Linked DNA regions of Mus musculus: regions 2, 3, 4 and 5 are each linked to region 1. A link is a loop called in an ENCODE intact Hi-C map of the cell type or tissue named here. Cell type or tissue: heart. All regions are shown on one strand.

What was found. Peaks named below come from ENCODE experiments on the same cell type or tissue, not always from the same donor. Only the 100,000 strongest peaks of a DNase experiment are listed, where the experiment ranks them.
Region 2: a loop joins it to region 1, with 2.1 times the contacts of the local background. A loop is called at or near these places in 5 of 42 quality-filtered maps.
Region 3: it touches region 1 in a loop (3-fold over the local background); 5 of 42 quality-filtered maps call a loop at or near these places.
Region 4: a loop joins it to region 1, with 2.4 times the contacts of the local background. A loop is called at or near these places in 2 of 42 quality-filtered maps.
Region 5: it touches region 1 in a loop (3-fold over the local background); 3 of 42 quality-filtered maps call a loop at or near these places.

What each region holds. Positions count from the first base shown.
Region 1 is chr8:68,059,927-68,064,926 of GRCm38, reverse strand. It overlaps a transcript of Psd3 not described here. Among named protein-coding and RNA genes, the nearest start is that of Psd3, 88 kb to the right of the region's middle. In heart, a CTCF peak has its summit at 2,367; a DNase peak (open chromatin) is centred at 2,476; H3K4me3 peaks cover 2,028 bases; H3K27ac peaks cover 1,263 bases.
Region 2 is chr8:68,007,585-68,012,584 of GRCm38, reverse strand. It overlaps Gm15991 (a long non-coding RNA gene), which reads right to left. Exons shown (of 7, transcript XR_003947558.1): 5 at 1,969-5,000; 6 at 531-995. It overlaps LOC115485644 (a small nucleolar RNA gene), which reads right to left and starts at 2,245; the gene lies at 2,115-2,245. It also overlaps a transcript of Psd3 not described here. In heart, a CTCF peak has its summit at 2,200 (motif pointing left); no DNase peak of the experiment used is centred here.
Region 3 is chr8:68,118,568-68,123,567 of GRCm38, reverse strand. It overlaps a transcript of Psd3 not described here. Among named protein-coding and RNA genes, the nearest start is that of Psd3, 150 kb to the right of the region's middle. In heart, no CTCF peak of the experiment used is centred here; DNase peaks (open chromatin) are centred at 2,067 and 3,917; H3K27ac peaks cover 859 bases.
Region 4 is chr8:67,984,175-67,989,174 of GRCm38, reverse strand. All of the region lies in intron 4 of Gm15991 (a long non-coding RNA gene), which reads right to left. It also overlaps a transcript of Psd3 not described here. Among named protein-coding and RNA genes, the nearest start is that of Psd3, 12 kb to the right of the region's middle. In heart, a CTCF peak has its summit at 2,480 (motif pointing left); a DNase peak (open chromatin) is centred at 2,484.
Region 5 is chr8:68,205,639-68,210,638 of GRCm38, reverse strand. It overlaps a transcript of Psd3 not described here. Among named protein-coding and RNA genes, the nearest start is that of Sh2d4a, 68 kb to the left of the region's middle. In heart, CTCF peaks have their summits at 2,545, 3,341 and 4,533; DNase peaks (open chromatin) are centred at 3,288 and 3,718; H3K4me3 peaks cover 1,816 bases; H3K27ac peaks cover 668 bases.

The DNA.
Region 1 (5,000 bases):
GCTCAAGAAAGAATGTCTTAGCTTACTACCCTCTAATTCTAACTGAATTCTAATTAGAATATGTCATTGGAGATATATATATATCTATGGTTGAATTTACATCCAGAGCAGTGAATAGCTTTTAAGTATAAAATGTGATGTTTTGATTAATATGACATCACCCAAGTAGAATATTTGCATACTCTGAGACAGTTCCCTTCATTCTCATTAAAACTGAACATTACCACTAAGCACTGCATATGAAAACTGTCCTGTGAAAGAAATTTGTTAGGTTTTCCAAATCTGACATCATACCATATGAACATATATTATTCTAATGGTTTTGAAGAGAGAACTCCCTTAAGAATAGAATAAATGATAATAAGGTAGGTGTAGAAAGCAAGATTTCTTTGCAGATGATAAAATATTCTAAAATTAACTCTAGTGATGTTTGTATTTTTCTGCTAATAAATTGAAATTACTGAATTGTGAGTTTTAATTGGGTCAGTTTGGGGGCATATAAATTAGGTCTCAATGAAGCTATTAAGAAATCATTTCACAATGGTAATCAAGAGTCTGTAGGCAGCTGGTTGCAGCAGCACTTGAGAGACAGAGGTGGGTGGGCCTGTTCTACATACATAGTGAGTTCCAGACCAGTCAGAACTACACAGTGAGACTCTGTCTCATAAACAAACAAACAAACCCCCAAACAAACAACAAACGAACAAGTCATTTAGTTGTGTCAACTTTTGGAAATTTGTATGATTTTCTTTTTTTTTTCTTCATTGTAAATAATTACTTCAGTAGCAAGAATATATATTCCAGAATTTGGGCTCTTCAGACCTAGAATCTACATATTAAGACTATACAGCAGAATCTCACCCTTTCCATTTCTCCTTTTGTCTTCTAGCACTTCATGTCTGTAGTTTTCCTTGCAATAGGTTTTCTCTTTCCTTCCATACCACATATAATAACTTGGCTCGTGGCTCAAGTTAAGGGAAGGATACTGTATTGGGTAAGCATATACTAACCCACACTTTGGTTCTTCCTTCTGTGGGGTAATATGGGGATGCTGTGGACTGGAACCATGGCATCCTTTGTACTAAGTAAACAGTCTATAGCTGAGAACTCCCCAGATAGCCCACTTTCCTGTTTACAGAGGTGACATCTCAGGTTTTGACACTGAATTCCTGGGTTTTCTGGGCACTAGTTCCAGGTCCCTGAATTCATAGGCTAGTGTAAGTTAAGTCTTTCACCTTCCAACCTATATGAAGCTCTGTCTGAATTTATGAATTATGGACTATTTTTCCTGGTAAAAGCCACAACATCAGGGGCCAACTCTCAGGGTAGCAACTGCATTTTGTATCAATTCTTACTTATGGTTCTTGTCAACACAATGCACAGGCTGGGAGAATCAAGGAGGTAGGAATTTAGGACAGGGACAGAGGAACTACCTCTGAGAGGTCTTTTTATGTAAGGATGAAGGGAAGATCCACAGGTTAGAAATAATCCATTAACTGAGATGCTTGACAACCGATAAACCTGACCTTCCTGCTGGTCTGGCAGGGGGAACCTGGATAGCAGTTAGCGTTCAGACATTGGAATGAATTTAGGGGTCAGGGGAAATCTGACCCCTAGCCCCCAATTCTAAACTTGGTCATGTTAGTCACCTCCCTCTGGTCATCTTCTATTGGCCACATGGGTAAGACAATAGAGCTACATGAGAATAATCACAGGCAGCCATACAACTGCCCAGGTGAGCTTTTGCCTTGAGGTGTGTGGCTCTGGCAAGAATTTGATGCGGAAACCCTCTTTACTTGGATTAGGTCTTCTTTAGACTGGATAAGCTAGTCCTGGCTCCTTGATCTCCAGTCTGACAGTTGTATTAACATAGAACCATGAATAAGAATCAGCACAAAATAAAAGTTGCTAGTTGGGACTTGGCCACTGCCTCATAGCTTTTACCTGGAATATTGGCCACCAACTCCTACATCCACAACTCACAGACTGTAACCTAAACCCTGAAAAGGAGTGGATTCCAGCCCTGGTTTCTGCAAGCATTAAACGGGGCAGGGGATAGGAGTGAGACTCAGTGAAGTGACATTTCAATGCAGGACAGTCCTAATGATGGGGTTGCAATGGGGGCCAGAGTGCCTGTATCAGGGTGAGAACAACTTCCTTGAGAAATGGGCCTTTAAAGTGGGTGTCAGGGACTAGACTCTCCGGATGGGGCAGGTGTCCCTGAACCCCCGCAGCGTCCAGCGACTGAAGGCTCTGGGGAGGCCTGTGGCCCGAGCGCCCTCGTAGGCGGACGCACTCGCTCCCCACAGCCGCGACCCTGTGGAGAGGCGCGGGCGCGCGCTCGGGCCCAGGTGGGACGGCCTGCGCGCGGCGCTCTCGGGGAGGAAACGCCCGTGAGCGCGCCTCTCACTTTTCTCGGGGGAGGGGGTGTTGCGGAAGGAGACAAAGCAACAGGCAGCAGAGGGCTGCAGGACGCTACTCCGCCGAGCCGAGCCGAGCCGAGCCGAGCCTCCGCCGACGCCGCCTCCGCCTCCGTGCCGGGCGCCGCCCCCGCCGCCTTCGCCTTGACGTTGCCGGGGGCCGGCCCGGGTGTCCGCCGCGGGCTCCGCCGCTAACGCCCGGGTGCGCGCTGCCGCCGCCGCTGCCGCCGCCGCCGCCGTGGGCCACGGCTGTCCGTCCCGGGGCGCGCAACAAAGAGCCGCCCGCACTCGCGCGCCCAGCCCGGTTCCCCGCGGCCCGGAGCCCCGCGCGGGCGATGGAAGATGGAAGGGAGAAACGCCGCGGTGAGCTCCCCATCCGACCCGGGCTAGGGAGAGGGTGTGTGGAGTGTGTCAGGCGTCCGTACCTGAGCCGGGGTTTCTTTTGCCTTGTTGTTTGCTCTGCCCCATCAGGATGCCCGGGCCACTTCACTTTGTGCTCTGATAACTATTTTTTCTTTTTCTTTCCCCAGCTGTTTTCTTTCTTTGTGCTTGTTGGGGAACCCAGGAGGGCGAACTTTTTGTTGTTAAGGTTGCGGGATTTTCATTCACCCCCTCTGCCTTGAAAACCTCATCTGGGGAGGGGAATCTTGCCTAATGATCTAAAGATCTATAGACGGCAGGCGTTAAAGAGGACCTAAGGTGCCCATGTTAGTCTGCCAAGCCAGCTTTCAGATTGAGTGACTATCATGTTTCTCTGTCAGAAAGAAAAGAAGAAATCCCTTGCACGGAGAAAACAAACAGACAGGGAGATTATTCTGTGTAACATTTCTTCTATCTTTTAAAGACATTTAAATGATTCTTTTTTGCATGAATTTAACTTTTTTTTTTCATAGATAGCTTGGCAACTGATGTTATGAAAAAAATTGTGTAAAGCAGGCTAACATAGGTTAGAGGCTGAGTTTACAATGCTGTCAGTTTTATAAGCAGTGTTTACTTTTGCTATTACCCTAGATGTAGAGGGATGTTAAACACCCACCAGGCACAGAATTTCATTTTTCCAGACTCTGGCTCTCCCGACAGTGGGATCCGGGATTTCTGCCCCATAGGATTTTTTTTTTTTTTTTTTTTTTTGAGTGGGTCCAGGTGCAGGTATAGGGAAGAGGATAGATTTGGAAAATCAATGTAAGTGAGATTTTGGCAATACATTCTGCAATTCATTATCTGCAGTTGAGTATGTATAAAGGGTGTACATTGCCAAGTTGGCCAGTGAGTAAGACAGGATCTGTGCTCTCTAGGAGCCTGCTTTTTGTTAGGAGAGACTCTGAGTAGGTTCTAAGGAGGATCTTGAGGAAGCAGGGAGTCTAGTCTGTCTTACAGACTTGGAAGTCCTAAAAGAAGCCCTGGGCCTTGTAGGCTTGAGTTGGTTAGCTTTTAAAAAAAGATGTGGGGGAGAGGATGTTCCCTGCTGAGAGAGAACAAATACACTTTCTATTCTCTCCCAATAAATGCTTTTCCAGCCCTGCTTAGGGTATTTACAAATTCCCTGTAGACATTCTGGAGTGATTTGCCATTCATTATTCATAAGCGAAGTCACCAGTGCTATAATGGGTTAATCTGGGTCTTCATTCAGAGGCGAAGCTGTGAAAATCAAGATGTGTATGTCCTTTGGCTTTAAGGCTGCTTTCTTTAAGGAGTATGGAGATAACACCACTTGGCAATTATGAAAAAGCTGGTATTTTGGAGTTTGGGTGGGATTAAAAGGTGAGTAATACGTGGCGCTCATTCTCAGGTTTGTCTGCAACATATTCAGACTAAATTGAGCTTTAGGCTGACGGAAAAGAAACAATGCAATCAAAGCCTGTATGTGAAATATGGTTATAGAAGTCTGGTCTAGCCGAATCACGTTTTGCTGCAAGTGTTCTCCACCATGTTCTTCCAGGACCAAGCATAGAGGTCTTTGGTTTTCTTCTTGAGTTTTAAAATAGTGCTAAATATTGAACCCATGGCTGACGTATGCCACGCCAGTGCTTAGCAGTATCCCTACAGACACACTTCTTGAGTTCTGAGTTAAACTAACCTTGATTAATTTTAGGGAGTACTAATGAGGTTCTCTAGATTTTATACTAAGATATTGATGACATTCTCCAGTTTGTTAGTTCTCAGTGTTCATGTCCTGGTAAGCTTGTGTTATTTGTGATATTGTATGTGCATTCAGAAATGAAATGGTGCTGTATTACTTAATACTATTCTATTCTGTGTTTGTGAGTTATATGACCATTTTCCAAAGTTCCAAATGCTGCTGCTATTTGTAGTGACTGAGTATATAATGAGAATTTGAAGTGTGTGGTTGACAAGTTTTACAATCCAAATTGTTGTGCCTTGTTGGAAAATAATGTGTAGCTCATAACATTAATAATGAATCTTTGCTTATGCTATATCTTATTTACACAAAAATAGCACATGTCCTTGCAATGTTTGTTTGCCCTACCAAATGAACGATTTTTTGCTGTGCCCAGAATGTCAACAAACTGAAATCGAAGTTACCGTTGCCAAGCTGACAAGGACTTTGTTGAAACTCCA
Region 2 (5,000 bases), 52 kb after region 1:
CCCTCCTCTCAGGTGACTTTAGATTATGTCAAGTTGATATAAAACTGTGTAGCACAGTATCTTCAGTAAAACATGACACACTTTTAAAAGTCTAAACCTGGGAAGTATAATTTATCACATTGAGTGTGTGTGTGTGTGTTTTCTATCCATCGATGCACAGGTCAAATGAATAAACCTCTGTTCTCAGAAGATCTGCAGAGTTAAGATGGCAGGATTGGGGTGAGGGTGAAGTTGGCTGTATACTTTATAAAAGCTATGAGCCATTTATTCTATCTGTGTCTAAGAGCATTGACAGTTTGCATTTACATTTTGTTCTTTAGCTCATGTACTTCTGTTGACAATTCACTGTGGGGATAACTTGTCTTAGGTAGCAAGGGTTGTTTCTCCAGTGTTGTCACATCCCTTGCATTGGATGATTCCAGAGCAGTTTCATCTCTGTTATTATTACTAACAATACAAATGTAAAACCATTGATTAAAAACAGTGAACGGCTTTAAGATACTCAGAATAAGTAGGAAATGCTAGCTTACCCACACATGTGTCCAGGTTCTTAGTGGTTGTAGCTTGTAATGCGGAGGTGGATGTGGCTTCAAAGGGACGGACTTTGCTCTATGTCCTCAGCTACACTGCTGTCTCTTAGGCCTTTTAGAACCTTTGGTAGCTCCAGAATGAATAGGTATAACTCAGACTTCAGCATGCCTAAGAGGTAGCCTCAGGCGTTCGGTCACAGTGCTTGCTAGTTCTCCAGCAACTCTCCTGGTAGTTGGGTGTAGTTGACGTCCCAGATGGTTCATCCTGGTGCATTTGCCCACACGCTCCCCACTTAGCGTGAGCAGTGCATAGAAGCTCTGCCCCAGGATGCCTTGCTCTGCCTTTGCTTTCTTAAGCTCAACTCTTGGCTCCTTTGTTTCTGAGGGTGAAGTTGATGACTTCTTAAAGCCTCAGGGAACAGCATGGCATTCCTGAAGTGGTGACTGGACAAATGGAATCTGAAACTTTTAAAGAAGATTCTTGAAAGAATCATCTGCTTAAAAAAATTACACTTTTTTTTTGGAAATTATTGTCAAATCATAGTTGTGTATACTTGCAGTTTTGTGAGGAAGTGAAATCAGCCAGGTGTACATAGAAAAAATAAATACTGTACATTCTCACTTTTATGTGAAACCAAAAACAATTGAACTAATAGAAGTAGACATCAGAATGGGAATTAAAAAAGCAGGGGTGTTGAGAACAGGACAAAAGAGTCAACTCCCCCTCTCTGTTACCCACCTTCCAGTCTTGCAACTGCCCCCCCCCAACATAGAAAAAACCTTGTTGTGGAAGTGTGGTGTGTCACAGTGTGTCCCACAGTATACCTTTTGCCCTTACTTCTTTGCTTGCAAATGTTACTGCAATGATCCCTTGGTCTGGTACGAGGCTTCTGGCTTCTGTTACTCTATTAATGCTGGAACCTCACTAGGCCTCCTCTCAGATAGGCTGTTGTTGACCCTGTGTCATGGAGGTCCTGTAGTTTTGGTTCTGTAGGACTGGTCCCTTTATACACTCCACCAGTTCATCGATGGGGAAGATGTTGTGGTGGGCCAATTTCCTTGATCTGGGCTTTACAGCCCTTTGGCTCTCCCCCTTTCAGGCCCTTGGGGGTTGGCTCAGCAGCAGCCCCTGCTACCAGGGGCAACTCTACCCTGATGCCCGAGCAAGGTGCAGGGTCTGCTCTTTCAAGTGCTGCAGCTGGTTAGGGGTAGGGCCAGCTCTCCTGCTCTAATGACCTCAGGGCCTGCTATCCTGTTTGCTGTAGGTGGAGAAGGGTGGGACTGGGTATATCTCTCCCTTGCCTATGCCCCTGCACAGCAGACAAGTGGCAGGGTCAGTTCTTACATGTTCATGACTACTCATCACACCTTCCATTCTTATTACACACCCAGGGTCAGCTCTACTGTGCTGCCCAGGTGAGGTGCAGGTCCCACTCACCTGAGTGCTGTAGCTGGTGAGGGCCACGGCCAGCTCTCTGGTTCACTCCCACCACAGTGGGGCTCTTTTGCTCTCCAGCTTGCTCCCTGTCCTGGGAGCATCTGGGCCTTCCTGGCGCTGCATTGGTGGTTGTCTCACTTTCAGGGAATGTCAGGCTACCATCATTCAGCTGTTCAAAGGTCAGAACACTGAGCTTAGGCACAGCCTGTCTCCTCTCTGCCACCTACTGACACACCGGTGACACAGCAGCCACACGTACAGTGCTTCTAGGGGCAGGGTTGGTTTTTTTGTTTGTTTGTTTTTTTGTTTGTTTGTTTGTTTTTGTTTTTTAATTTAAGGAAGAAATCGCAAAGATGGATGGGAAAGGGATGGGAAGATGGAGAAAGTGATTATGGGAAGAGTTGGAGGACTGGGTGTGTGTGCATGTCTTTAATAAAATACATTAACTAAAATTCTCAAAGAACAAGCAACGAAATTATTAAAATTCAGAAAACAAAATTCAGAAAGTATTTACTCTTAACAAGCATTTTGTTTCTTAGAAGTTTAACCCTTGTGGCTTACAATAAATGACTTGTATGTGAGCATTTACTACGAGTGGTAGTTTGTGTCTTTGTACAGCTAAAGCCATACAGTTGGAGGGAGCTGCTTGGTGCTGTAGGTAAAGTTACTGTCTCAAAGCCCTTTCACCCCTTTAGTTGTTTAAAAAAGCAATCTAAGCAACCTACGGGGAGCAAGCTGCTACGCAGTGTTCCTCCGTGATCCAAGCCCCAGGTCCTGCTTCTAGATTCTGGCCATGAGACCTTGCCAGTTCCCTTCATGATGAATTACAAGCTGTAAGAGGAAATAAGTTACTTTTGGTCATGGTGTTTATTACAGTAATAGCAAACTAAAATAATAAAACCTTACCAGGGCAGTTTGAAGAAATGATTTTATTAGTGAACTACTAATGTAACTTTTAGTATTTAACAGAAGTACCCACATAATAGATTTTGCTATCTATATATTTTTAAAATAAAATTTTGATAAGCAATTCATCTAGGCCACGAATAATGAATGTTTACCTGAGTCTTGGTATCATTTTTGTGTTCATTTCTGTTTTTCGGACCTAGTGTTCTTTTTGGTGTCCCTCTTTGCCTCAACCATATAGATGCTGTTTTGGGGGGAGTTTCTTACAACATTCTGTGCGTATTGCTTGTTTTCAGTGCCTTGCCACTTCCTGTTTATTAAATAATACACTGAGGAACATTTATAAACATCATAGAGTCTCCTTGAATTTTCATGGGTTCTGATTATGCTGTTGGATAGTCCCAGCATTCCTTGCTCATGTAGCTTAGCATAGGGTCAGGAGCATCCACTGCATGTGGTGTGGATGGATGGCTCTAGAGTTCTCCTTGCCAACCAGGAGTCTAGCAAGCAGGTTCAAAATTTTAAGAGTATTTGTTTTGATTTTCTAAAATGTGAACCTTAATTTCGTTTGCTTTATTTGTGAATTTTAATGTATCAGTACATAGACCCAGAGCTTGAGGCAGCCAAAAAAAAAAAAAAAAAAAAAAAAAAGGTAAGTTTGGGCAGGTAAAGACAGATAGGTGAAGTAGAGACTTGACTCACTGGGCCTGCTCATTTGCTGGCCAAGGCCCACCCATCAATCATTACTAATTGTGAAATGGTGGGAAAGGCGGAGGAGGGGATATTGTGAGCTAATAGTATTTGGTTGTTAATTTTCTTTTAAAGCCTTTCTTTGAAGCTCCCCAGCTAGTGAGCTAGACACTTGCCATTTTAACAGAGCAAGCTGTGAGGAAAACTTGATTCTGGTATCTTGACTTTGTTTTATAGAAAGCTGTTTTAGACGAATGCTTAGCATCTTATCTTCCTAACATTTTATACCACACTCTCAATAAACAGGTAAATGAGTAAAGGATTGAATAGTAAATAAAGAAATGAATAAATAAATAAAGCAAGCTTCTACTGTCTTACAGGTTAGAATTGTATCCAAGGTAGGTTCAGTTCCTTGCAGAGGGAATATAATCTTCACTCTTGCAAGGCAATTGAAGCAGGTCTAAGCTAAGGTGGTCAGTGGAAGGTGTGTTTGGGTCTGTGACAGGCTTATTTTCATATGATTTCTACAGCTTTCCATGCTTGTTGATAAAAGGTGGTGTGGCTGGGCTGTGTTTGGAGCTTCTGCCTCCTCTCCCCATTGGTGCACAGGCTCTGATTTCCACCTCCCTCAGGGAGCAGCAGAGTGTCCATTTGCCCTTGGCCCAGGGGAGCTGCTTTCAGGAAGTTGGCATAGTCAGTAGACAGCAGCTGGTAGGAAAATGAGAATGGACCTCCAGGGCTTTTCAAAAGGGCATGGATTCAGGTTTGTCTCTTTTGCTCACACTGTTAAAGAGACTGGCAGCCAAGCCGGCAAAAGGGCTAGCTGAGAGGCAGGGTTACCGCTCTTTGCACCTCTTCCGACCCTGTGGCCCCTTTCCTGCATTAGCCCTTTCTTTTGATGTTCATCTCTTCAGTCTCAGAAGTGAAGGATTTAGCCTCTCACTTCCTCTACTGTTCTCCTGGATGCTTTTAGCTTCTCTTGAGAGGCTTCCTGTCCCAGCTCGATGTCCTTACTGACTTTGGGAAGATGCAGTTAGCCTACTGAGGGAAAAGGGAAGAGTTAGTTGTAGGGAGTGGTTATCCCCTTCTTCCCAAGCACCAGAGTTTGCTTCTCTGGAGACTCCAGGAGATAATGTTTCCTTGCACTGCAGATGCCCTGCTCTGCTCTGGATCCCTTCCTTCACTGCAAAGCCAGGAACATTACCATCTTTTCTGTGAGCCCCTCTTGGTGGTTTTTTTTTTTTTTTTGTCACAAAGTTTCTGTCTGGTGTCTCTCTTGCTTCCCCAGGACACTTGTCATTGCATTTAAGGCCCACTTGAATCATAGAGGAGAGTCCTGCAACTTAATTTAATGACGCCTGCACTCCTCTTTATGAGTTTAAACACATGACTCCCACTCCCCTTCCTCTGGTCTGAGTACGGATTGAATTTGTTCT
Region 3 (5,000 bases), 59 kb before region 1:
GAAATGGTGGCAGGAAAATAGGAAGCTGGCTTAGAAACCTTTCAAAGCAATGAAACCACAGCACTTCATAGAAACCACAAAGAGTTATTTAGTTTACAAGTATAAATAATATTATTTATTATAGATGAGAGGTGGAAGCAGGAATATTGAGAGTCTAAGGTCATCCTAGTACAAGCTTAGACCATTTGAGATCTTGTCTTAAAAAAATAACCCTAGTGTATACATAGAGGGGTGTGTGTGTGTGTGTGTGTGTGTGTGTGTGTGTGTGTATGCACCTGTGTCTGTGTCTATGTATTACAACACATCACAACACAAAGACTATATATATAATATATATATTATATATAGTTTTTATATAATATATAATATATATACTGTATACATATATATGTATAGTCATATATATATGCATCATACATGTATTATTTTTGTACTTACAAATTATTCTTATATAGATTACCATATCTGATCTGTAAAAGAGTTCTGTCAAGTGGGAAGGATAGACATTTATTTTGCTGTTTTATAAATAAGTTCAATGAGGTTCAAAGTGAATCACACTTAATAGATGTTTACTCTGAAACTCAAACTTATGTCTCCTAACCCCAAATTCACTGCTGACTCTCACCAGTAATTCCTCTAGTTTTAGAGTCTTTCCTGTCTTTTCAGACAGAAAGCATAAAAATATGTAAATGGCTACCTAATATAGGCAAAAACAATACACATGTGCTCATTTGTGTATTAGGATGTATATATCGACATATATTATATTTTAATTATTTTGCTACATGAACAAATTTCTTCAAAGCTTCAAATGTATAGGTACATTCCAAGAGGAGCAGCTAATAGTTACTGAGAATTGGTTGTGCACCTCGTACTATTTATTTAATCCCTACATCAATAGCAAACTTGTAAACTAGGAATGATTAGCTAGTCTTAGAGACAATTAAAAGTTTTCTTTAAGTGGAAGGAAGAGTTGGAGAAACGTTTGCCACCAAAGTTTTATCTTTTCAATCAAAATGCTATTTATATACAATAATAACCATGATTTCTCTGTTTCTTACCCCCTACTTCTTACCCAGGACCAACACTCCTTTAGTAGACGCCCCCCACTCCGATATTTAATGAATTCTTGTGAAGGTTTCCTACATAGGCTTTCCAAGCCAGCCCTCCCTTCAGCTCCTGACCATCATCTCTTTCTCTGCATTTCCCATATTCCAGCTCATACAACTTAGAATAGACATATTTGTCACTGCTACAATAAGTTCACAAATTAAAAGGGCCACTGATAGCGCTATCTGGGTTCCCCCAAAAGCCTCTTTAGGATCCAAATGCACAGGGCTGGGGGTGGGGAATACACAGACTCTAATGGCCTCTCAGAAGTCCCTCCTCTCAGTCATTTCAGCAACGTTTGAATTTGGGGGGGCAATACATCAAACTATAATATTTAATACTTTGGCCTGGGCCACGAGACCTACCAGCATGGGTCCCCTGAAGCTACTGTAGCCCTTAAAGCAAAGCTTCATGAAGAGTCCCAATTGTTCAAAACTGTCTCACTTATACAGGCAAAGGAGACTGAAAGTCCATCTCAATGTTTGCTGAAAGTTTCATTTATAAACCACATACCGTCTTTCAGATCATACTCCAAATCACAGGAATAGTCAAAATAACTTAGGATTAATCAATAGAAGGAACAGTTAAAGGTAAATAAGTGATTCCATTTGGACATAGGTGTGGAAGTCTGTCTTGATTCACTCACACACACACACACACACACACACACACACACACACACACATCTGTCACTTGTATGCTGTTCTCCACCAATGTTTGCTTTTGTGACTCTGAGCAGAGTCCAGTTCTCCAGCAAACACAATTCTCTGGCCCTCAGCCCATTGAAGAGTCCCCCTGGGTGCTAAAGGTGTGTTGTTTCCTTCCACAGACTGATGGTAAAGCCATGGGGCTGAGTCATGTCTGCCTGCAGCTGCTGAGACACTGAGGTCTGAAACCCTGGCGAGGACTGGCTCTGCTCCCTTGGAGGAAATGGCCGAGCAGCCTCAGCCACAGCAGATGAAAACTTCCTTCCTTTTCATCCAGCTGCAGCCCCCACCAACCCAAGCTACCCAAACTCTCCCCGCCCCTTCTCCAGCAACCGCAGTCGCAACAGCAGCCCCAGGGGGCCTGGAGGAGGGACACATTTTCCCAAGTCCCAGAGCAAGCTTCTTCTCTGCTCCCTGGAACTTCAGATGTACGCAGGGCTTAGCTCCATCGCCTTCGAGTCTCCTGCCCGGGGAAGGCCCTGGAACACTGAGACCAGCTGCTTTCGATTGCTACTCACTGAAGGAAAAGAAGGAAGAAACAGAGAAATCTCAGAATCTGCATGTAAAGAGGAGTGGGGTTTGTGGATCCCCACATAGTAGGCGTTGCCTGGTCCCTGCTTCTAGGAAACTTGGCCTACCACAACAACTGCCATGTAGGCTTGCTAGCCCAGCTCCTACACTGAATGATAGAAACAGCAGTCCTTCCATAGGCTGGAAGCACCGGCCAGTCATTTCTGCCCACGGGGACCTGTGGGATATGGACCCAGAAGCCAGGAATGCCATCGAATTCTCAGTTCCACAAAGCACCCTGTCCTATGCAGCTGACAGGGGCAAAAGGGCACTCCAGAGGAGAGGGACTGTAAACCAAGAGGTACTCCCAAAGAACTGTGAAGAAGACATAGGTACCACAGTGCTGGCAACAAGGGCACAGCTCTTCAGATATTGCCCCACCATTCAGATCAGCCAGAGTTGCCTGGCCCCACCTGCTGCTGTGCCTCTCAAGGTAAGAACCTGGGATTCTCTAGATTTTGGAGACAGGGCACAGAATGGAAATTCTGACTCTGTGCCACTCTTGTAGGTCACCTGTACCTCAGGAACGGAGGTGCCTATCCGCTACAGTACTCTTTTGGCTCTTCCCAGCCATTGATAGCATCCTGTGCTAAAGCAGACAATGGATATCAGTTTCTCAAGATTTTTGCCTAGGAAGGTTGAGTAAGGGAGGGCATACTTTATAAGACAGGAGCAGAAGGAACTACAAGGAGGTTCACAGACAGGGGATGGTGGTGGGGAGAGGAGCCAGCCATTATACTAGCTGTTTTCTCACGTCTGCTAATTCTCATAGCCATTCTCAGAAATTGGGGTTGGAATTTCTAGTTTCAGATATGAGAATTAAGGTGTGGCTAAGCTGAAATCCTCTCCCTCCTTTCAAAAAAAAAAAAGACTAAAAGCAACCCCTGTTTTTAAGGTCTTGCTGAGGAAAATGGGGAGGGGGCTTCCGTGGGGAGTGGTGTTTTTCAGAACTGAAGCACAGCCTTGGAACACTGATCCCCTTAAACATATGACGTTTAGAGCCCACATTCACCTGCCTTCGGTCCCTGGCACCAGGTGGATGATCAGTCCTGGACACGAGTCTGTGTCTCCATCAGGAAGTGAGAGGTGGCCCCATGCGGTATCCAGGGTACCTTTGGGCCCTTGTAGGCTCTCCTCTTGATCATACCCATGCTGTGATGTATAAGTTCCTGCATCTCTGGACCACCCTTCCCATTATGCTATCTCATGATGTCCATCCTCTTCAGTGAGTTCAAGTGCATCACTTGAAAGATGGGTGAACAGAATTTAAAAGGTTTTTGTTTTGTTTTTTTTCCGTTTCCCAGTGGTGTGGTTGTCTTGTTATACTGTACATTTGGAAAGTGTGGATTGGGTAAAACTGAGTCTCTATGTGAGGATTAGTGGCATGAGCTAGAAGAAAGGTGTGCTGTCTGTAGAGGGCGGACATGAAAGGAACTGTCAGGGAAGCCATAGGAGAGTTCCATGAAATTCACAGTAGCCTTCTGAGAGCTGGGAGGTGGCCAGCTCCATCTGGATCCTGTGCCTGTCTCCTGACTGCTTTTGCACACGACCTGCCTTATCGTTGCTCTTTCAGTCAGAGAGCCTACAAAGTCACAATTAAGGATGAGTCCAAGTTCTCTGTGGGCAGAAGCAACTGGAGCATACTTCCTTAAGAAATAGCTCACATTCCATTTAAGTTTTTATATCTCTCTTCCTGCAGGGATTTAGCAGACAGGACATTTGTGCATCCGAGCCCAATCTCTGGATATAGGGTCACACAGCAGTTATCTATGGACTTTGATTCTGTTCACCGCTGATTTTCTTCCCTCTGGTCTTTGGAACATAGGCCCAAGCTTAGGATCTGTGGCCAGTTCTCTGGGGAAAAGTGCTTTGGAAGTTGGCCCAAAAATGTGGGCCAGCAGTAGAAGTCTTATTTTCGATTCCTTAGTGAATGGACCCCCACCCCCACCCAGATATTTGACCTACCTAAACTAAATGTATGGAATTCCTAGGGGGAATGGATATCTCAAGTCTAAGTCCTAACTGTAAGAAAACCATCAGAATAGAGCCTCAGTTTCCCCTATCTTGAAAGCAACAGTATCCCTTGTTTTGTAGTTGTTATACACAGACATTTCTGTTCTCAAGTACCTGTCTTCATTTTTTAAAATCTTGTGGCACTAAGCATTGAACCAAAGGTCTTTCCCATGCTGGACAAGTACCATATCACTGACTTACAGCCCTAACAGTAGATCTGTCTTGAGGGGAAGAAGAGGAAAGTCAAGACAAATGTGACATTAAGGAAGACTAGAGAAGGGATGGAGTGTAGGCAGTGTGTTTCCAGAGTCCAGTCAGAGAATGGGACTACGAAAGCTTATCAGAGGAATTGTGAAATCCATTCCTTCAGATCTACAAATCCCTTAAAGGCTTTACAAGTGTCATTAGTCAGGTGGTCCAGCCTCAGGCTATGTGTTTGGTGGTGGTAGTTGTTATTGTTGTATTGCTTGTTTGTTTGTTTGTTTGTTTAAATCAACAAAGATAGTTTTTCCTATGTCCAACCCTGGTTATCCCTCATCACCCACAATATGAAATATTCTGCGAAGTGCTTAGTATTTTCATGTTTGAGAATTTACCTTT
Region 4 (5,000 bases), 76 kb after region 1:
GGTCATCTTGCTGGTCCTTGACTTTTGAAACATTCTACATGTGAGATCATACAATATTGTTGTTTTGTTCTTGTCTTATTTTACTTAGCAAAATGTTCTTCATATTTATTCAATTGCAAATAGCAGGATTTTGCTTTTTGATGTATCATATTTCATTATGTACATATATATCTCACTTTCCCCCTCGACTTAAGTCTCCAGATATCAGTATCTTGGGTATTTTGAATAACTGTGTGAAAACTTTGGGTGTTTGGGTGTTGTTTAATTAACTGGCTGTCCTTGGGCTGTGTACTTGGATTAGCGGATCACATGTTCATCCCATTTCTATGTTTGTAGGAGTCTCCATTCTCTTTTTCATAACGTCTTACACTTCTAGCAGCAATGTACAGAGGACCTATTTTTCCCTGCATCCTCTCCAACACATCTTTGCCTCTTTCGTAATAGTCTTTCTAGCAGGTATGAGGCGGTGTCTCCTAGGGGTTTAACTCCCCCGCTCCCAAATTATGAGTCTCTCAGTTACTTTGTTTTTGCTGTGATGAGGCACAGTGACCTGGGCATCCTACAGAAGGAAGGGTTTATTTGGAGTTTGCTTATGGTTTCAGGTGGGACGAGTCCATGATCATCCTGGCACGGTAGCTTGGCAGCAGGCAGACAGGCATGGTGTAGCTATAGCTGAGGGCGTTATCCTGATGCAGAGGCACGAGCAAGGGAGAGACACATTGGAAATTGTGTGGAGTTTTGAAACCTCCAAGCCTGCGATGAAGCACCTCCTCCAGTAAGGCCCCTAAGCCTTCCCAAATGTTGCCAGCAGCTGGGAAGCAAATAATCAAACATGAGCTTACTGGGGCCATTCTCATTCAAACCACAGCTAGTGATGCGAAACATAGTCTCCTGTGCAGTTGGCTAAGTCTGTCCTCCCCTAAGCTATTGAGACATGTCTGTTCAGAGGCTGCCCGTTAAAAAAGCCGTTGCTTGTTTTCTTGGTATTGAATTATTTAAGTTATATTTACTTATCAGATGTTCGCTTCACAAATATTTTCTCCTATTATGTAGGTTGTCTCTTTATTCTGTTGACCGTTTCCTTTGCTGCACAGCAGTTGAGTTTGTTTCTCAGATGGATGTGGTCCTGATTTTTTCTTGAAATTCTTTTTGAGATTTTTATATATGACTGCTGTATTTAATTAATTTTTTTATGCCTTCATCTCCGTCTTTCAGTTCCTTCTGAGTCCCCAAATTCCCTTTCATTTTCATGACCTCTTTTCTCTTAATTAGTATTGTTACATACATATATACATATATGTATATATTCATATGTATATAGAAACGCAGTGTGCTGAGCTCATTTGTTGGCCCCTTCACTCGTGGTGTGTGTGTGTGTGTGTGAGTGAATGTGTGTGAGGGCTGGTTATTTGGGATTGGATTATCAGGGGCTTGTCTCTGAGTCTCTTAAGAAGGCCTCTCTCCCTTGCTCATGTCTTTGCAGCCTTTTTTTTTCTTTGCCTGTGCTTTTGGTGTTTCACACAAGAAAAATAAATAGCCAGTATCAGTGTCAAGAAGCAATTTTCCTTATGCCGTTCTCTAGTTGTTTTATAGTTTTGGCTATTTAAGACAGTTTATTTGCTTGGGTTGATCCAAAATATTTTTTTAAATAATAATAGACTGTTAAATGAGTTATGATATGTTTGCTGCCTCCTTTAAAGACCTGGAATATAATGTAAATCACCCTGGCCACTGACACCTTGGCACTCTACTTTGGGCCTTTGTCACTAGGACAGGATGATAACCATCTCTTTCAAGGTAAAATGTTGGGTATATGTTGGAGTGGTTTTTTGTTGTTGTTGTTTGTTTGTTTGTTTTGTTGTTGTTTGTCATTTTGTTTTGTTTTTGTTTTACAGACAGGGTTTCAGTGTGCACCCCTGGCAAATACGGTATTGGTTATATCGACCAGGATGTCCCGAGACTCACAGGGATCTCCCTGGCTCTGGTTTCTAAGTGCTTGCATTCAAGGCATGCACAATCACACCTGGCTACTTATAGGGGTTTTATTCATTGTTGGGAGATAATTTAAGTAGGGCCATCATAAAGTGGCTTGAAGTTTGGTGGGGCAGTAGGGTTCTGGGTAGCCAGTGGTCACCACTTCCTTTGCCTGTTCACAGCAGATCACAGGTGAGGATGGCGCTTGTGGTGGGGACTGAAGCAGTCCTGGGCGGAGTGGAAAACCACATGAGGAGTCTTCAGTTCCTTCTGGGGTCATCTTTGATCTAGAGGCATGTGAGGCCTAGTGCTTGTGAGCAGTGGATGGTGAGGTTGTGAGGTTGTGAGGACGTTGTAATCTGATTAAAGAGACTTAATAGAAACATTTTAGATTTTCCTTCGAACCTGAGAAATCTTTCCCCTGAAAATCTTTAGGAAGGAGTTTATTTCTGTTCATGCTGAGTACTCTTTAATAGTTAGACAACACTGCCCCCTGGTGGACAGAGTCTGCGATGCTTTCAGTGGCACTTCCCCAGCTGTGAGGCACCATTTCAGTTTCTTGCTGGCAGCTTTCTCCCACTTAGATCTGAGATGAGGGTGGGGTGTGGAGGGAGACAGAGTGAGCATCTTTGTGTTCTGTTTAAGTTAACTTGGAGGTTTAGGAAATTTCCATTCATTCCTTAGTCTCATTAGGACATCATGGAATAAAGGTTTAAAATTTTCTTTTTCTTTTTTTTTTCTCTTTCTTTTTTTTTTTTTTAATTAGGTATTTTCCTCGTTTACATTTTCAATGCTATCCCAAAGGTCCCCCATACCCACCCCCACAATCCCCTACCCACCCACTCCCCCTTTTTGGCCCTGGCGTTCCCCTGTACTGGGGCATATAAAGTTTGCAAGTCCAATGGGCCTCTCTTTGCAGTGATGGCCGACTAGGCCATCTTTTGATACATATGCAGCTAAAGACAAGAGCTCCCGGGTACTGGTTAGTTCATATTGTTGTTCCACCTATAGGGTTGCAGTTCCCTTTAGCTCCTTGGGTAATTTCTCTAGCTCCTCCATTGGGGGCCGTGTGACCCATCCAATAGCTGACTGTGATCATCCACTTCTGTGTTTGCTAGGCCCCGGCATAGTCTCACAAGAGACAGCTATATCTGGGTCCTTTCAGCGAAATCTTGCTAGTGTATGCAATGGTGTCAGCATTTGGAAGCTGATTATGGGATGGATCCCTGCATATGGCAATCACTAGATGGTCCATCCTTTCATCACAGCTCCAAATTTTGTCTCTGTAACTCCTTCTATGGGTGTTTTGTTCCCATTTCTAAGAAAGGATAAAGTGTCCACACTTTGGTCTTCGTTCTTCTTGAATTTCATGCATTTGGCAAGTTGTATCTTATATCTTGGGTATCCTAAGTTTCTGGGCTATTATCCACTTATCAGTGAGTACATATTGTGCGAGTTCCTTTGTGATTGGGTTACTTCACTCAGGATGATACCCTCCAGGTCCATCCATTTGCCTAGGAATTTCATAAATTCATTTTTTTAAATAGCTGAGTAGTATTCCATTGTGTAAATGTACCACATTTTCTGTATCCATTCCTCTGTTGAGGAAAATACTCAGATTTAAAAGGTGAGAGACATGAATGATCTCTCCTAAGTGAGCTAAGATGAACTAAGATGGTGTGAAACAAGAACTGGAGTGTTACTGGCATTCTCTACTGTAAGTCTTTGAAAAGCTTCTGAAGAAACACAAATTGACGTAGAAATAGATTCTGTGGAAGTTTCTCAACCGGTACTTGTTAACTGATATATTTTTGTGTGTGTTTGTGTATATATGTGTGTGTGTGTAAAATTTTGGGGTCCAGCCTGATTTCTCTGTCCCAATTAATTACTGACCTTTGTTTACATCCATATTTGTGCATCTGTAATCTATATATCTAAACATTAATCTGTGACATACACCTTATAATTCTAAATATCTATACATTTATTTCTACCTATCTGTAATGTACACATCACCTATACAGTAATCTTTGACATGCATCTTATAATTCTACATGTCTATACATTGATCTGTGATGTACATCTTTATCATTCTAAAGCTATAAAATGCTATCTGGGAATCTAGGAAGCAAAGGTCACACCTCCATCTTCTGCACGATTAGACTAAAATGTGCCCAGCTGTAAAGCTTCTGTCAGGGACTCTGGTACCTTGCACAGGGCTCTTCAGCCCTCAGGATGAGCTGATACGGTTCTTCCTCGGATGAGGTCACTCAGACTTAACCCTGGCTAAGTCACTACCTCAGGTCACACGGCATCTACGTTACTATCTCACTTCATTTAGCATCTGCGTCATGCTGTTGGCATGGCTGTGCAAATGTGAATTTAGGAGCTGAGTTTTCTCACCAAGTCCTGTAGCCTTCCAGAAAAGCACAGCTTAAAACAGTTCTCTAACTCAAGGTTCTGTGTCTCCTGGAGCGTTGGGGAACGAGGCTAGAGTGGAAGTTCCTGCTTCCGTCCCCAGGGAGCCAGAACTACCTTCTATCTGATTTGCTTACTGAACTTCTACACTAAATACCATGTGAAGGAACTTAGTTTTTTAACCTGTTAAGATAAAGCCAAAAACCTTTCGGATATTGACATATAGCAGTATGTGTGGTATCCCCTCTTATTTTTCTTTTGGAAGGGGAAGTATATGTGTATAGCCCAAAGCATTGGATTATTTAGTACAGATTACTTTCAGTTATTAGCATTCTAGAGCGGATGACAGGGCTATTAAAGGGGAAAACAAAGTCTTCATGGGACATTCTTTTCTTAAGGGCCAAGACCTGGGTGTTCTTTGTCCCTTATACTTGGAACACCCATCCCTCCACTTTTCCTTGTATAACTTTCAGAACTCCAAGTTAGAAGCTATGGTTTCAACTTGCAGTGCTGCCAAATTGGAAATTTCTTGAAAACGAATACAAAATAACTAGGAAGCAAGTATTGACGCTCATTGTACTCACTACTAAATAAGCTCTGTCTTTGTT
Region 5 (5,000 bases), 150 kb before region 1:
TATTAACCTAATAGATGCAAAGGTTCATTGGGTCATAAGTAACTAGATAAAACCAAAAATTGACTCATAGATTAAATAAGTAATCTAAAAGAAGGTATGACCATACAGTCTTTAACAACACAGCATTGACTTTTCTGATGGAGACCACTAAGGAAATGGTTTCATTCCTAAGTGTCTAAATTCCCCCTCTGGCTTCAGTAGATGTAACAGAGGGGGAATTGCTATAATAATTTATGGAATATTCCCAAGAGGCAAGATTTAAATGGAGAATCTACTTTCATATATAGCTTTCATAGCTTACACAGAGTGCAAGCTAATCTTAATTTTAGACTTCCAAAAACTCCCCAAAGTGCAAGATTTTTCTATTACTAGAACCTCCCAGAAGGCTAGGTTCACAGGATATTTTTTTTAGATTTAAATCCCAATGTGACTCTACCTAGATCTTGCCGGCTATAATTTATATAGCTTAAACTGGTGGTCATTAGGGTAATGTGTGGCATTGAGCTCTGGGGTTTATAGGCATACTATAAGGAAATATACTATAGTGCACTTAGAATCTCGTAGCTGAGCAAGAAAAATTAACACACATAATACAAGAGCAAATATGATGAGACAGACAAAAATCAAATTCATAATTTGAAGATCATGAAAACAGAAATGATCCTAACTGCTACAATATATGGTATAAAACTAGATATTGAAATGACTCAAAGGTACAGATACTAATGGATACAGTAGACAACATTTTCTTTCATCTGTATATCATTAAACTTGCCAAAATGTTGTAACACATATTCAGTTCTTCCTAGGTTCTTACAAGGGTACACAGGGCATTATTATTTGCATATGCAGAAATAGGCTTGATGGAATTTCTTACTTTCCCCCCTAATCACCCAGCAAGAATGGCCAAGAGAATTGAACTCAAGTTGCACAACTTTGAATGTAACAGAAACTCACTCTGTTTCACAGAGTAGATAAGGTATGAACTGTGCTCTAAAGGATTAAGTAAAGCTTAAAACATAAAGCAAGAAAAACCATGTTGGAATGAGATGGAAATAAAAGGAAGACAGGAATCTGGGGATGGGATTGCAGACAAATAGACAGCATAGATGCAAAGAAAAAAATAGCAGGAGATGTGGCACTTTGTGTGGTGATATTTCATGTAAGGTTTCATAGAAGAGTCGTAGAGTTTTGAAACAGAGAGCAAACTAACAAAAGATGGATCTGAGAATGGAGGGCAGAGAAGACTACAAAGCAGGTCCTCGAGGTCAGCTGGGTGATTTTCATGTGTGACACCAAGGAAGAATCTGGAGAGTGGTAGAAGGAAATTGGAGTAAATGGCCTTACAGAACAACAGTTAAAAGGGCAGGACAGTGTGTGAGTACAGGGGCTGAAGGAAGTGGAGAAATGAACCAAGTTCACGTGCTTTATAACTAGCAGGTAAACGATGTGTTCTTTCTGGGTCTCTCAGGAAGACAGATGTGATAGAGGCAAGAGAATCCTAATGCAGAGGGCGTAGAAACCTGGTTCACACCTAAGACTGCTACATGAACCCATCACAGCTAATGAAGAAAAGCAGTTTTAGAATGGCATGAAAGATGATGCTTTCAACAACATTATTTACAATTTCAAAAAAAAAATTGGAAAATATCTAAACGCTGTGCAATGGGGGAAGGGTTAAATCAGGAGTATTGTGATGCAATTAAGACTGTATTAGACGATCTCTTTAGCTCCTTGGGTACTTTCTCTAGCTCCTCCATTGGGGGCCCTGTGATCCATCCAATAGCTGACTGTGAGCATCTACTTATGTGTTTGCTAGGCCCTGGCCTAGTCTCACAGGAGACAGCTATATCAGGGTCCTTGCAGCAAAATCTTGCTAGTGTATGCAATGGTGTCATCGTTTGGAGGCTAATTATGGGATGGATCTCTGGATATGGCAGTCTCTAGATGGTCCATCCTTTTGTCTCAGCTCCAAACTTTGTCTCCGTAACTCCTTCCATGGGTGATTGTTTCCAATTCTAAGAAGGAGCAAAGTGTCCACACTTTGGTCTTCGTTCTTCTTCAGTTTCATGTGTTTTGCAAATTGTATCTTATATCTCAGGTATACTAAGTTTCTGGGCTAATATCCACTTATCAGTGAGTACATATCATTTGAGTTCTTTTGTTACCAACAACATTATAAACTAACCAGTACCCAGGAGCTCTTGACTCTAGCTGCATATGTATCAAAAGATGGCCTAGTCGGCCATCACTGGAAAGAGAGGCCCATTGGACACACAAACGTTATATGCTCCAGTACAGGGGAATGCCAGGGCCAAAAAAATGGGAATGGGTGGGTAGGGAAATGGGGGTGAGGGTATGGGGGACTTTTAGGATAGCCTTCTAAATGTAATTGAGGAAAATGCATAATAATAAAAAATATTTTTAAAAAAGACTGTATTAGATGACTATGAGGGTGTAAATGATAATAGTATAATGGTGGGTGGCAAGAAGAAAACAGATACGAAACTATCTACATATCATGGAAGGGGTGGGCATAAATCCCACCCACCACCAGCAGAGGCACTGGTAGCTAGAGGAAGGGGAGAATTGGTTCCTCTTAATGTTGTGGCCTCTGGGAAGTCTACTATGCTCAGTGGTAAGCTGCACATGCAAGAGTTTGTGGACAGTACAAACTGAGCTCCGTGTATTGTTTTGTTTTTTTAAATGACATGAAGTTGGGAGGGCAGGAAGTACAATGGATGTTGAAGGAGCTTAAAAGAGGTGAATATGATCAAAATACAATGTATAAAGTTCTTAAAGAACTAATAAATGTAAATATGCACAATAAACGTGTGGATAAAGCAAAAGGCTGGTTAGAGCAGATGATTTGGGTGCTTCTGTGACTCATTTATATTATATTATACATGTCTGAAATTATGAAATACAAACTTTCCATAATGAGCCTTTATTTAGCTTTTATGGTGATAAAATATTTAGGGAAAACAGTACTCAACGTCTTTAGATTTGTTAGGTTTCAAAGCAAACAGCACATAATGAGTAGAGAGCATAAATTCATTTCCCACTGGCCTTCAAAAGCTGGAGTTGAATGGATGGATTCTGAGAAATGGCAGAGAAAGAGAGGTGACCTCTATAGCAGATGGAGGATACAGCTAAGAAAGGGGAATTCAGCGTAACATAGCAGAGATGTAGCTTTGACTAGCCAGGGACCAGCATTCTCTTCAGAGGCAGGCTGACCTCTGGGAGCTGTTTACAGCTCAGATAAATAGAGAATCAACTCCGGAAGCAGATAAGAACACAGCTATGTCCCAGATGCAAACAATACCTCACAAAATACTTGAGGGGGCTCCGCTAACCTCCGGAAGAGCTCTGCTAGAATTCCTGTCCTTGCCGTCAGGACAGCAAACACTCTAATGCATGTGCATTACCGAATAAAACCAAAATCATCCATCCAGGGGCACCACAAAATCTCTGTGGAGTTAATGTCGTCAATTCATATTTAACAGAAAATATTTCTAAGAAACGAGCTCACACATGAGCCTTTGGGAAAATAATTGAAAGGCAAAATCATGCACATCTTTGATTATTGATGCTCATTCATGAGGACCCCTGTTTCCTTCCTGTTTGGTGAGCCGCTAACAGCGCAAAGCCACCACTCATCTGAGGGACTGCTGAGCTGTAAAACTACCACTGGACCTCAAGACTTCCGTTAAGTGCGCTACCTCGCATGACCTTGCACTATCCAGCCTGAAGTGAAAACCATGGCAACTATCTCTGACGGATGAGCACGCCCGACAAGGACAAGGGGAGCCTTCCTCTTGATGTGGCTTTTATTTCACTTATTTTCAAGCTCCTCCAAGTCGAGAATTTTTCTCCAAATGTTTCTTTTCTTCTCCCTGTCTGCATTAGCCCTGCTCCTTGTTTTGAGGATGCTCCTTCCAAATGTAGCACACCTCCAGGAAAAGTCCTGAAGTAAAGTTTAGAAAGAGTTGTGGTGTGGCCCTTCGTTTTTCTTTCGGGTCTGCTTGTTGAAGTTTTCGTATGCAGGTTTGTTCCCCATTTCCTTGGCCATGTTCACATTTGAAAGGAAATTATGAACACAGCTGTGAGTGGAAGAGCCCAAACTCTTTGCCAGCTAATGTTCCTGATTCCTGCAGGATCTGTCAGGTTCCGAATAAGCAAAACTGCTCATGTAGAGGTGGAGGAGTTTCCCAGTTACGAGATTTTTATCCCCATTGGGGGCTGTGAACACAAACACAGTAAGATTGCCTGCTTATCTCTCCACACAGGAAGCAAGCAGGGTTTGGAAAACAAAGCCTCATGCTGATTGTAACCTTTTAATAGTTGAACCTTATATATACTATGTTTGCATCTTCAAAATGTCAAAGAAGTGAAGGGAAACAAGTCCTGGGCAGGATATTTGATCTGCTTTATAGAAATGAAGTAAATGTAAAATGGGTTTTTCTACTGCAGCTCTCTGGCACTGCAGTTTAACTAAACCTACTGTAATCAGAGTGACATCGGGAGCTCCGTAAGAGGCCACTGTTTGTCTAACTTTAGCTAACCCGTGCACTTCCTGGAGTGTGCTTTGGGTCGTAGCTGTGCGAGCCAAAAGGTCCAGTTACCCTCTGGCTAGATTTGGACTCCTCTTTCTCTATCGCTCTCTCTTCAGAGGTATCTCTTTCTGCATTTAGTACTTCTGGTTTTAAAAAAATCTTACTTCATTCATAAATTTATATAATCAGAGAGCTAACCAAGTCGGTTCTATCTATGTGAAAGAAGGAAGAAAGAGGTCCTGAGTCCCTTTGCAGTTGGGGATTCCTAACTTGCTTGACTGCGTGTACATTTCACACTATTTGCTTGACAAGGGAGCCAAGACCATGTGTTTCTCATTCACGACTTGGTGTGCAGAAGAGGAGGATGGCGAAGAAAATAATCTGAAGATTTTTGAGGAGAGAAGAGACCGGGCTTTCGCTCTGTTGTGAAGTCTGCTGAGATAA